Regions from separate parts of the Homo sapiens genome. Here region 2 is linked to region 1. The links are chromatin loops, found by intact Hi-C in ENCODE. Cell type or tissue: gastrocnemius medialis. All regions are shown on one strand. Links, peaks and the distances in the headings refer to the core of each region. The heading gives the core; the rest is flanking DNA.

Evidence for each region. Hi-C counts contacts between places; a loop is a spot of excess contacts. Peaks named below come from ENCODE experiments on the same cell type or tissue, not always from the same donor. Only the 100,000 strongest peaks of a DNase experiment are listed, where the experiment ranks them.
Region 2: a loop joins it to region 1, with 2.4 times the contacts of the local background. A loop is called at or near these places in 5 of 110 quality-filtered maps.

The regions. Positions count from the first base shown.
Region 1 is chrX:85,849,305-85,854,697 of GRCh38, reverse strand. It overlaps the pseudogene SFR1P2. Among named protein-coding and RNA genes, the nearest start is that of MIR1321, 16 kb to the right of the region's middle. In gastrocnemius medialis, for the core only: a CTCF peak has its summit at 3,089 (motif pointing left); no DNase peak of the experiment used is centred there.
Region 2 is chrX:86,045,149-86,050,541 of GRCh38, reverse strand. It overlaps CHM (CHM Rab escort protein), which reads left to right and starts at 2,984. Exons shown (of 15, transcript NM_000390.4): 1 at 2,984-3,058. The coding sequence starts at 3,010. In gastrocnemius medialis, for the core only: no CTCF peak of the experiment used is centred there; a DNase peak (open chromatin) is centred at 3,001; H3K4me3 peaks cover 2,204 bases; H3K27ac peaks cover 1,580 bases.

The DNA of each region.
Region 1 (5,393 bases), core at 247-5,246:
TAGATCTATTGTGTTTTTTTTTTAATTTTTTTAATATACTTTAAGTTCTGGGATACATGTGCAGAACGTGCAGGTTTGTTACATAGGTATACACGTGCCATGGTGGTTTGCTGCACCCATCAACCCGTCATCTACATTAGGTATTTCTCCTAATGCTCCCCCTCCCCTAGCCCCCCACCCCCCGACAGGCCCCGCTGTGTGATGTTCCCCTCCCTGTGTCCATGTGTTCTCATTGTTCAACTCCCACTTATGAGTGAGAACATGTGGTGTTTGGTTTTCTGTTCTTGTGTTAGTTTGCTGAGAATGATGGTTTCCAGCTTCATCCATGTCCCTGCAAAGGACATAAACTCATCCTTTTTTACGGCTGCATAGTATTCTATGATGTATACATGCCACATTTTCTTTATCCAGTCTATTATTCATGGGCATTTGGGTTGGTTCCAAGTGTTTGCTATTGTGAACAGTGCCACAATAAACATACATGTGCCTGTGTTTTTATGGTAGAATGATTTATAATCCTTTGGGTACAATTTTGTTTGTCAGTTATATCTTAGTAAAGCTGGAAGAAATAAATATAGTTTCACTGTTAGTAGCTGTTGCCTTCAACAATTGTCAGTGATGGGGCAGTAGATCTATTGTGTTTTTAAATTTATTTTTATTTTTCTTAGAGACAGGGTCTCACTGTGTCCCTGAGGCTGGAGTTCAATGGCGCAATCATAGCTCACTGCAGCCTTGACATCTTAGCCCCAAGCAATCCTCCCACCTCAGCCTCCTGAGTAGCTGAGAAAACAGGCACACGCCATCACACCTGGCTAATTTTCTTTTCCTACTCTTCTTAAGGGCTGAGTGGAGATCATGCCAGTTATTTTTGTCTAACTTGTGCTACCAATGGAACAAGTGAATAAGCCAACTGAAATCTAGGATTTTTAAAAATCAAAGTAGTTGATCCAGTAGAGTCAAAAGATCTATTCATCTTGCTTACACACATGGTAAATTACAATTCATCACTTTTCCTCAATTTCCGCATGCATTTGGGCACACAATCTTACTGATTTTTTATCTCAGAATATCTTCCTGATCACAGCCACCTCCTCTTTATTCCCACGACCCACTGTTATCATTCTCTTTCAGACTATTCTAATGAGTCATCCTGACACCAGGCTCTTCTGTCTACTCCAATACCTATTGAGGTAGAAATCACCTCATTGGTTCCTTCTTCTGCTTACGCATTATGAGAAGGAGGTCATTTAGCATAGGAACACACCACAGATATGTAAGAATGAAGCCGTTAAGTAGGTATCCCCAGCCTGCACCATATGTGGCTGTGACAAGATAGAGCTTGGGACCCTGAGCATAGCTCAGAGGATAGGAAAAAAATTACAGGTAACACTTGTAGTGCCTACTATGTACTAGGCTCTCTTCTGTTAATCTCATAATAACTTGTAAGTAATTATCCTCCATTTTATAGATGAGGACATTGATGAGGAAACTGAAGTGCCGAGAGATAGAATGACATCCAAGGTCATAGTTGGAAAGGCTTGGATTGCTCCTCTGAATTGGTACACATCAAAACATGTTTATGAACTAGTAAATAGTAAGATTCTGTTCTTTCTCATCATAATGAACTACATCTGCCTGTCCTACCAGTGGCAGAGTTTCACCTAAAAATTAAAAACACATAAGAGCCCTGATCATGTCAGTCCTTTAAAACTGCTGCCTATAAAATACAATCTGACCTCTTCAGTATACATGTGAGTTCACCTCCCCAAAATACAAAATATTCCTCTCTTGCTTCATCTCCTGTCATTCTACCTCCCTTCTCACCTCTCACTCTATTCTTCAATCACAATGAACTTCCCACTATCCTCAGACTCTGGCCCATTGCACATATCATTTATTTTTCTAAAATGCCCTAACTCAGCGGTCCTCAACCATTTTGGCACCAAGGACCAGTTTTGTGGAAGAGAATTTTTCCACAGACGGGAAGCAGTACAGGGATGGTTTCAGGATGAAACTGTTTCACCTCTGATCGTTAGGAATCAGATTCTCATAAGGAGCGCACAACCTAGATCCCACGCATGCCAATTCACAATAGGGTTTGTGCTCCTATAAGAATCTAATGCAGCTGCTGATCTGACAGGTGGCAGAGCTCAGGCACTAATGCTTGCTTGCCTGCCACTCACCTCCTGTTGTGCTGCCCAGTTTCTAACAGGCCGCAGACTGGTACAGGTCTGTGACCCAGTGGTTGGGGACCCCTGCCCTAACCTCTAACCTCTCTCTGCTACTACCACACCCCTTTTCTTACAACAAATTTATATTCTGTCTTTAAAATCCAGATGTAGTGTTACTTCGACTGCTAATACTTTGGCAAAATTACTTTTCCCTCTGTGGAACCCACAGTACTGTTCATAAAGTACTTACTTCGTTGGATTCTAAGTTTTCTGATTTTGTTTCTGTCTTCTAGACAGTGAACAACTTGAGTGCAGGGACCCTGTCATTCATCCTTGTGTCCTCAGCACATGACAATGCCTGACTCATTGCCATGCATCACCTGCATAACCCTGCTCCTCTGGCCACAGTAGACTCGTCCTAGGGTGGGGACAGGCCCCTGACCCACTTTGAAATTGAGATCCATAATGAGTTTTAAATTTGCTGGGTGGCTGATACGTACCATGAAACCTCTTTAGCTATAGGCAGCCATATTTTCCACTAGGTGGACAGTAGAGCAGAGAAAATCTGTTTGTAAAGAAAGAAAAAACAGAGATGAGAGACACAGAACTGCCAGGTGAACCTAGAATTGGTTTCTGAGAGCTTTCTAATTCTAATGATACTGGAGGTCCAGTATCATTCCTGCCCTGAGGGTTTGTGATACACTCCTGTATCCTTATAATCAAATCTCCTGCTTTGATGTTCAGAAAACACCACTGGATTTCTGACACTTGCACACAAAATGTTTAAACGAAATACACACTTCTGGGAGATGTCATTTATTAGAACCTCTGAAAATTCCTCTACCTGCTTGAGTGCAGGCACATGATCACCTGCACCAAGTGTAGCAAGCGCATGAGCAAGTGCCCCATCTGCCGGCAGTATGTGGTGCAAGTCATTCACATGTTCAAATCCTGAAAACAAGGATCTCCCAACAGGGAACTTGCCCCTAAAATTGATCCTTAACATTTCAAAGCACAGAAGGGACTAGAAAATTACTCTTAAAAGGCTAAAACTGTTTTTAAAAACTATTTTCACAACTAACTGGGGACAGAAAGGTTCACCCTAAATTGTAGAAACATCGGTCCATACTATACACCTGTCTGCCTGTGGACACACTGGATTTCTTGGGTTCTACCAGGCTTTATTACATGTCCCCTATCGCTCACTGTCGAAGTCAGGCTGTTTACAACGTATGGTCATCAGCTACTGCTCTTTGGAGGACACTTATCCTGTTTTCTTGTTTTCCTTTCATCATTTTTTTCTAACTTAAACTACTCAGATGTTTAAAACGTATGTTCTTTTTGGATGAAATCACTGTCCACAAGTGGCCAACATGAAACATGCTGATCAATGGTCTCTCTTATTATTCATGCATGTCTATATGTGTATGTCTGTGAATGCATTTGTGTACTATGCAAATTTACATTTATACTGATTAGGAAGTGTCATAAAAGGTTCAGGTCCAAAGCTCCATACAGAAGGGACAGTAAAACACCAGCACCATTTATTGAGGAAGGTATCCTTTTCCCTATGTATATTCTTGTCACCTTTGTCAAAAAATCAGTTGGCTGTAAATATGTGGTTTTATTTCTGGGTTTCCTGTTCTTTTCCATTAGTCTATGTGTCTTTTTATATCAATGACATGATGTTTTGGTTTCTATAGCTTGATACAGTATATTTTGAAGTTAGGTAGTATGATGCCTCCAGCTTTGTTCTTTTGTTCAGGATTGCTTTGCCTATTGAGGGTCTTTTGTGTTTCCATATGGATTTGAGGATTGTTATTTCTATTTCTGTAAAGAATGTCACCTCTGATCATCAGGCGTCAGTTAGATTTGCATTTTGATAAGTATTGCACTCAATCTGCTTTGGGCAGTCTTCTTACTTTAATGATGTTAATTCTTCTGATCTGTGAGCCTGGGATGTCTTTTCATTAGTTTGCATCCTCTTCACTTTGTGTCATTAGAATTTTTTAGTTTTCCTTGGAGAGGGCTTTCAAATCCTTAGTTAAGTTTATTCCCAGGTACCTTTTTGTAGCTATTTCAAATGGGATTGCTTTTTTTCAAAATTTTGGTAGGTACATAGTAGGTGTATATATTTATGGGGAATATGAGGTGTTTTGATACGGGCATGCAATGCATAATAATTGCATAATAGAGAATGGGGTATCCTTCTCCTCAGGCATTTATCCTTTGTGTTACAAACAATCCAATTATACTCCTTGAGTTATTTTTAAATGTACAATTAAATTATTATTGACTATAGCTCTCTCGCATGGCCCCACCTTGGGCACAGGATAGATTTATGGCTGCAACTGCATGTGCTTTCTGCTCATGCTGGGGAGAGCAGAGAGGTAAACCAAGATTTCATTTTCAAGATGGAAAGTCAGTCAGACTCAGCTGTGGTTTTGCCTAGTACTCCACAGGCCTTTGTGAATCCATCATCTCCCCGTACAACTAGTTCATGAAAACAACCTATGAGTGCAACACTTAAAGAAAGATTAAGGAAAACAAGATCTTCATTTAATTCCTGTTACAATGTGATAAAACGTCTTAAAGTAGAGAATGAAGAAAACAATCAGAACTTTTCAGAGAAACCAGCGTATTCCACAGAGGAAAACTGTTTGGAATTTCAAGAAAATTTTAAACACATAGACAAGTGAATTTGAAGAAATCACATATTTGAAAAATACCTTCAAGAATATCAATGTGAGTGAATCTCAGTCACTTGATTCTGTGTCATTCAGTGCTCTCCAAAATGAGTTTGTGAATTAGAATCTTCCTAAACAAGAATTAAACGAAGAAAAAGCAAAATTGGTGAAGCAGGTTCAGGAGAAAGAAGACTTTCTTTTGGAGGCGAAATCTTGTCCAAATGTATATAGATCAAAGAATGTTGATCGTCTCAGTTACAGTTGTTAATAAAGAAGTAGAGAAGCTGTAGCCAGCCGTTGCTTTATGAGTTGTAGTCAGCTATGTCTGCAGAGAACAAGAAAGTAAACCTACTCAATTGATAGACCACTATGGATTAGATAATAAATTGCTACACTGTAACAGAAGTGAAGAAGAATTTATAGGTGTTTAATTCCTAATCATTTCTCCAGAATATCTTTGAGAATGACAACTTAATTAAAAGATACTTGTACATTTTAAATGGAAGATAGAAACCATTAGGGCTTAGAGGAAGGT
Region 2 (5,393 bases), core at 205-5,204, 200 kb before region 1:
CTGTAATCCCAGCACTTTGGGAGGTCAAGGCGGGCGGATCACGAGGTCAGGAGATGGAGACCATCTTGGCTAACATGGTGAAACCCCGTCTCTACTAAAAATACAAAAAATTAGCCGTGTGTGGTGGCGGGCGCCTGTAGTCCCCGCAACTCGGGAGGCTGAGGCAGGAGAATGGCGTGAACCCGGGAGGCGGAGCTTGCAGTGAGCGGAGATGGCGCCACTGCACTCCAGCCTGGGCGACAGAGAGAGACTCCGTCTCAAAAAAAAAAAAAAAAAAAAAAAAAGATGTCCTTAGAATAACAGAATAGATGCAATTCAGCTGTTTTGCTTTACGCTTTTTTTACTGCAATTATTAACTCCTATATTCATCTTTACTTTGCATAAAGTCTACAAAAATACATTTGAAATAAAAGGTATTTGGAGCATTTTCTCCATGCACAAGATTGAAATTTTCCTAATGTAGTAATCTTTTCCATGCCCAGAAAAGGGCATGAATAAGTCCCATAATAACTTTAGAGAAAGAACAGCAAAATATAAGTTGGTAATATTATCCTTCTGAGGATTGTGCTTTCTATCCTTAGGGGAAAAAAAGAAGGTTTCAAACTAAGGGCAGCACAGATTGGAAAATCTATGCTACAGAGTAATTACTTGTTTATTTTGTTTTACCCTACTAAATGTAAACTTCATGAAGACAGGGGTTGTTGTCTGTTTTGTTCATTGCTCTAATCTCAGCATCCAAAATAGTGTCTTGCACATAGTAGGTGCTGAATGAATATTTGAGGAATAAACAAATTAATGAATTGCATCTTCATGGTGTGATTGTCAGAAAATTTCTGAATCCCTAGAAGGTCAGTGATACTCATATTGAAAAGTATATGTATGTAGTTTATATATCTCGTATACATGAACAAATGTATATAAATATATATCCAAAGTATGGTAGAAATACTTTTATTTATCAGGTTTTTAACCATCCATCTGTGGCTTCTCATTATTAGAGAAGATTTTGGAAAGTTTTCTGTGTTTACTCTGAGAAATCCATTTGTTTCCATTTTCTACTGTCTTATCAAGAGTCTCACAAATAATATCTGTTTCACTTCTGATAATACTAAAAACTTGCTTTACATACCAAGGCAAATGACAAAGTGGTTTACTGAACAGTACATTATACTTCTCAGGGGAATCTGTTTTACAGAAAATACTAATCAAAGACCATATCTTAAGAGAGTTGTGTAATACAACTGGATGATCTATAAAAGAAAGTAATGAAACATGTACAATGTTGCTAATGATTATGGTAAAATGCAAGAGAAATGCAGTAAAAAGCGTATCAAAATACATTTTAAAGCATTTTCATGTAAATATTTACAATTAATGGACACTGAACATCTTCTAAATATAAGACACATGATAGTGGTGGGCAGATATAAAGGCAAAGATGGTAAGCACTATGAGGACAGGGACTCGTCTCATCCATCTATTAGGGGAGTCAAAATCAAGTTTGGTTTAGCAAACATTTATTAAATTCCTACTATGCACCGGGCTTAGGTTAGGTGCAGGAGTGAAAAAGATAAATGAGACTTGGTGTCTGTCATGCTGTACAGGGGTTTATAATTATGGTATTGCATGTCTGGGTGTGTATTTTTGTGTGGATATATGGGGATATGTGTACTCTATAGGAATCGTCATAAATGCAGTATGGCGGGTTAAGACAAAGTCTAGCACCATGTAGGGAAACAGCCCACACACGGAGACGAAAGGAGGAGGAGGTGGAAGCCCAGCGACATCCTGGGAATAACTGTTAGCTAGAGAATGGGAAGATCATTCCATGCTGAAAGAACAGCATGAGCGTGGTCAGAGACTGGAAAGAAAACAATGTCTGGGGAACCACAAGCATCTTAGCGGATAGGTGGTGTCAGGGAAGGCCCACTACTGCACATTATCTTTGATTTATTTTGAAACTCTTGTAAAATAACTACACAAGAAATTTCTGTCGTCAAAAAAGTATCCTCCTTCATTCCCAGCATCCTTCCCCTTTTGCTTTGGTGTTGTCAGACAGCGGAGTATTAAATAATCGGGGGCAGGGTGGGGGGCGGTTGGAGGGAAGCGGTGGGAGGCGACAGACCTTGAAGATACTTATGAGAGCTATGTTAGCTGTTAGACATAGACGACCTAAAGCCCCTCATCAGATACAATCACTTTAATATAAAGACCATTTTACCTTAATTATTTCTACGGTAGCTTATGGAAACTAATAGATTGGAAACTAAATGTAAACTAAGGAGAATCTTACATGAACTTATCTAGTTGGTGCGGAAAATCGAATTCAGACTCAACAGACGCTTATCCAGCGCAACCATGCTTTCATATATTTTTTCCCTCCTGTAAAGCAAGGCTAATTTATTGCCCGAGTGGCTGTCTGGACTAACTGGAACAAATACGGACGCGGTGGGAGTTCCATTCTGGCGAAACTAGGGTGAGAGGTTTTTTGTGGGTTTTCATCGAGGAGACATGGAAACGAAAAAGATATGGAATATATTCTGAAAGTATTGGTGTGAAAAACCATGCCTCGAGGGCCAACACGAAAGTACAGAAACGATGGCGGGAAACAGTTTTTTAGGCTGGAATGAAAGTCTCCTTTGTTCACAGAGCAAACCGCCTTCAATTTCACTCCGCTCTCCGTGTCTCCTAACAATTTTGCTTCAGTATTGTCAAGGGGTATCCAAGTCTCCCACATTCATCCTAGCTAACGGAATAAAAATCTACATTTCTTTCCTACTTCAACCCTCCAGGCTAAATGAGCTACAGCATTCAGCCTGGAAAATGAGTCGAGCTTTTAACTTACGTGTAAACATTTTAAATATAATACTGTAGTCGCCTGCCTGGACCTTCCACCCAAGAACTACAACACCCAGAATGCACTGTTTTCTTTTCCGCCTTCCACGGAGGGAATGCCTAACTTGATCTCATTTCCACAAGTAATAGTCACATGACACGTTTCCCGTCAAGATGGCGGATACTCTCCCTTCGGAGTTTGATGTGATCGTAATAGGGACGGGTATGTGTAGCCTGGTGCTTCCTGGACAAAGTTTAGGAAGACTGTCTTGTTTCTGTTTTTTCTGTCAGTGGCGAGTTTTGGGACAAACATCGTGGGTCGAGAGTGGGAGGGAGAACTGAAAGGAAGTGAGGTAGTCCGGAGTCAGCGCGGGAGTTGGCAGTTACAGGGAGGGGCTGGGACCCGCAGTGCTTATCGCCATTTGAGTAGGGGTTGATCTGGTCGATGCTGATTGCTGAGGTTGGTTGCTGCGGTGATTCCTGTTAATTTCCTTAGAGGGAAGTGGATGTGCAGTGTCATGAAATGGAGGGTCGGGATTTTATCAACGGAGACGACTTTGGCAAGACATTATGATTCCTTCCTTATTGATTTCAAGGTGATATTCCCCATCATTTTGTCTCGCCATTTCATAGGACTTTTTCATAGATTTGTATGATCTTAGCATACATCGCAGCTCAGACACAGCTTAATCCTCAGTTTTACAAGAAAGATGCTCAATTATTGCCCATGTGCGTATGAATTTACTAGGGAAAGTAAACGGATTCTATTTTGTTGAGAAACCTAGGGAATTTTATTTTGTTGAGGTAGCCATTATTCCTGCTTTATGGTGCTTAAAGCATCTTGCTTTCTACCATCAATAACTAAATGTGCTGAGAATAAGGTCCTGAGTTCCAGTTCAGGTGTGTGACCTTATCTAACTCTTGTTTTCCCGTCGTTTGTTCTTCATGTTTTGGGTGGAACCAGAAACTCCTCTGCAGTTTCTAGTTGACATATTCAGTGTACAACACGTAGCAGAACACATATGGCAGCAATTTCAATTTTTTTTAATAGTGTAAGGGATGATCATTTTAGATGGAATGAAATAGGTTGTTTGATGGGGTTTTTTACTGTTTGTAGAATGTGGTAGGCCAGAGAAGCTCTGGTGGATGGGACCCTGTCCATTGTGTTAATGAATTCAGTTCGTTGTCTTCTCATACAGCCATGATTAGGAGCAGCCATGTTTTCAGGTTGGGAGTAAAAATAATAGCTACCTGTTTTCGAATGCTTAAAATTTCCTAATCACTGTGCTAAGCACTTTACAAGCCGAACATAATCCTCACAACCTTGTTAGAGTAGTAGGTACTCTCTGCATTTTGTAGAAGAGGAAAAGGGGACTTGGAAAAGTTGTAATTTGCTCAGGATCACACAGCTGGTAAATTTCCAAAGGCCCATTCCATCCCAGGAAAACAGTCAGTGGTTCTGATCCTCAGAGTTGACCCATATTCGTAGAAACAATTGAGAAAACTTGGTTTTAGGTCTTGCTTAGTGCTAGTATGAATTGCTTGAATTGGGAGGGCCAGGCACTAAATCTCTCTGAGCCTCAGTTTCCTTGTTTTTGAATATAAGGAAGGTAAAATAGATGGTCTTTATGTTGTCTAACAAAAAATGCCTGGGTAACAGTTCTCAGAACAGCATGGACAGGTTTATTCTTAGCCTGAAAATAACTGCATGGCTGCAAATAACCTGGTTGTAGCTGCTATGAACAGATGTTGGATGAGAGCTGGAAAGAGCCAATGGACTATTCATTTTTTCTTTTAAGTCTATACTAAAACTGAGAACAGCATCCATTTTGGAATAGTTGTTATACCATACTTGAGTTTTATAATCTTGCTTTTTTTGTGTAGGAACTTGAGGTGTTTTTAACAATTTTTTTAATCAACAATTTTTTTTTTCAGGTCTGGGTTCAAATTTTAATTGATGAATGTTAATTCTTATGAATGATGCTAATGTTTTTCATAAATATTTTGCCTTCTGTACAGTTCAGAATTGGAAGACATCCATCCTGATGGAGTCTGTTATGGTAGAGGTAGGAAGTTACAGTGAGTGAGCCAGAGAATTGCATCAGGTGACATCGCTTATATTTGGAAAAATACTCATTTTATACTTATCCCAGTGAGTGCAATGTTATTTTTCAGTGTTTGGGAAGAACTTATTTGAAGTTAATCTTAAAACTTAAATTTTTCATATTGTTTATTGGTGACACATTCTAGGTTTTATCAAGCACATTGCTTAAATTTATGATATGTAATTTTGCTTTTAGGTACATCAAAAGTGTAAAAATTGAATAAAAGAGTCATTCCCCAAATAAATGATTCCAACAATTCCAATCATGATTTAATTTGATTTATTTTTTAGTGTGCTTGGGATATTTCTCTTGTGAAATAGTTTGCTGAAAGTAGCCTTTAAAATGTTTGCTTTATTAAATGTATTACATTGAGCAAATCATAGAAAAAGCAGTGTTTCATAGATTCAGTTGTATTAATAAAAGTAGAAGCAATAATGCATGCATCAGAAACAT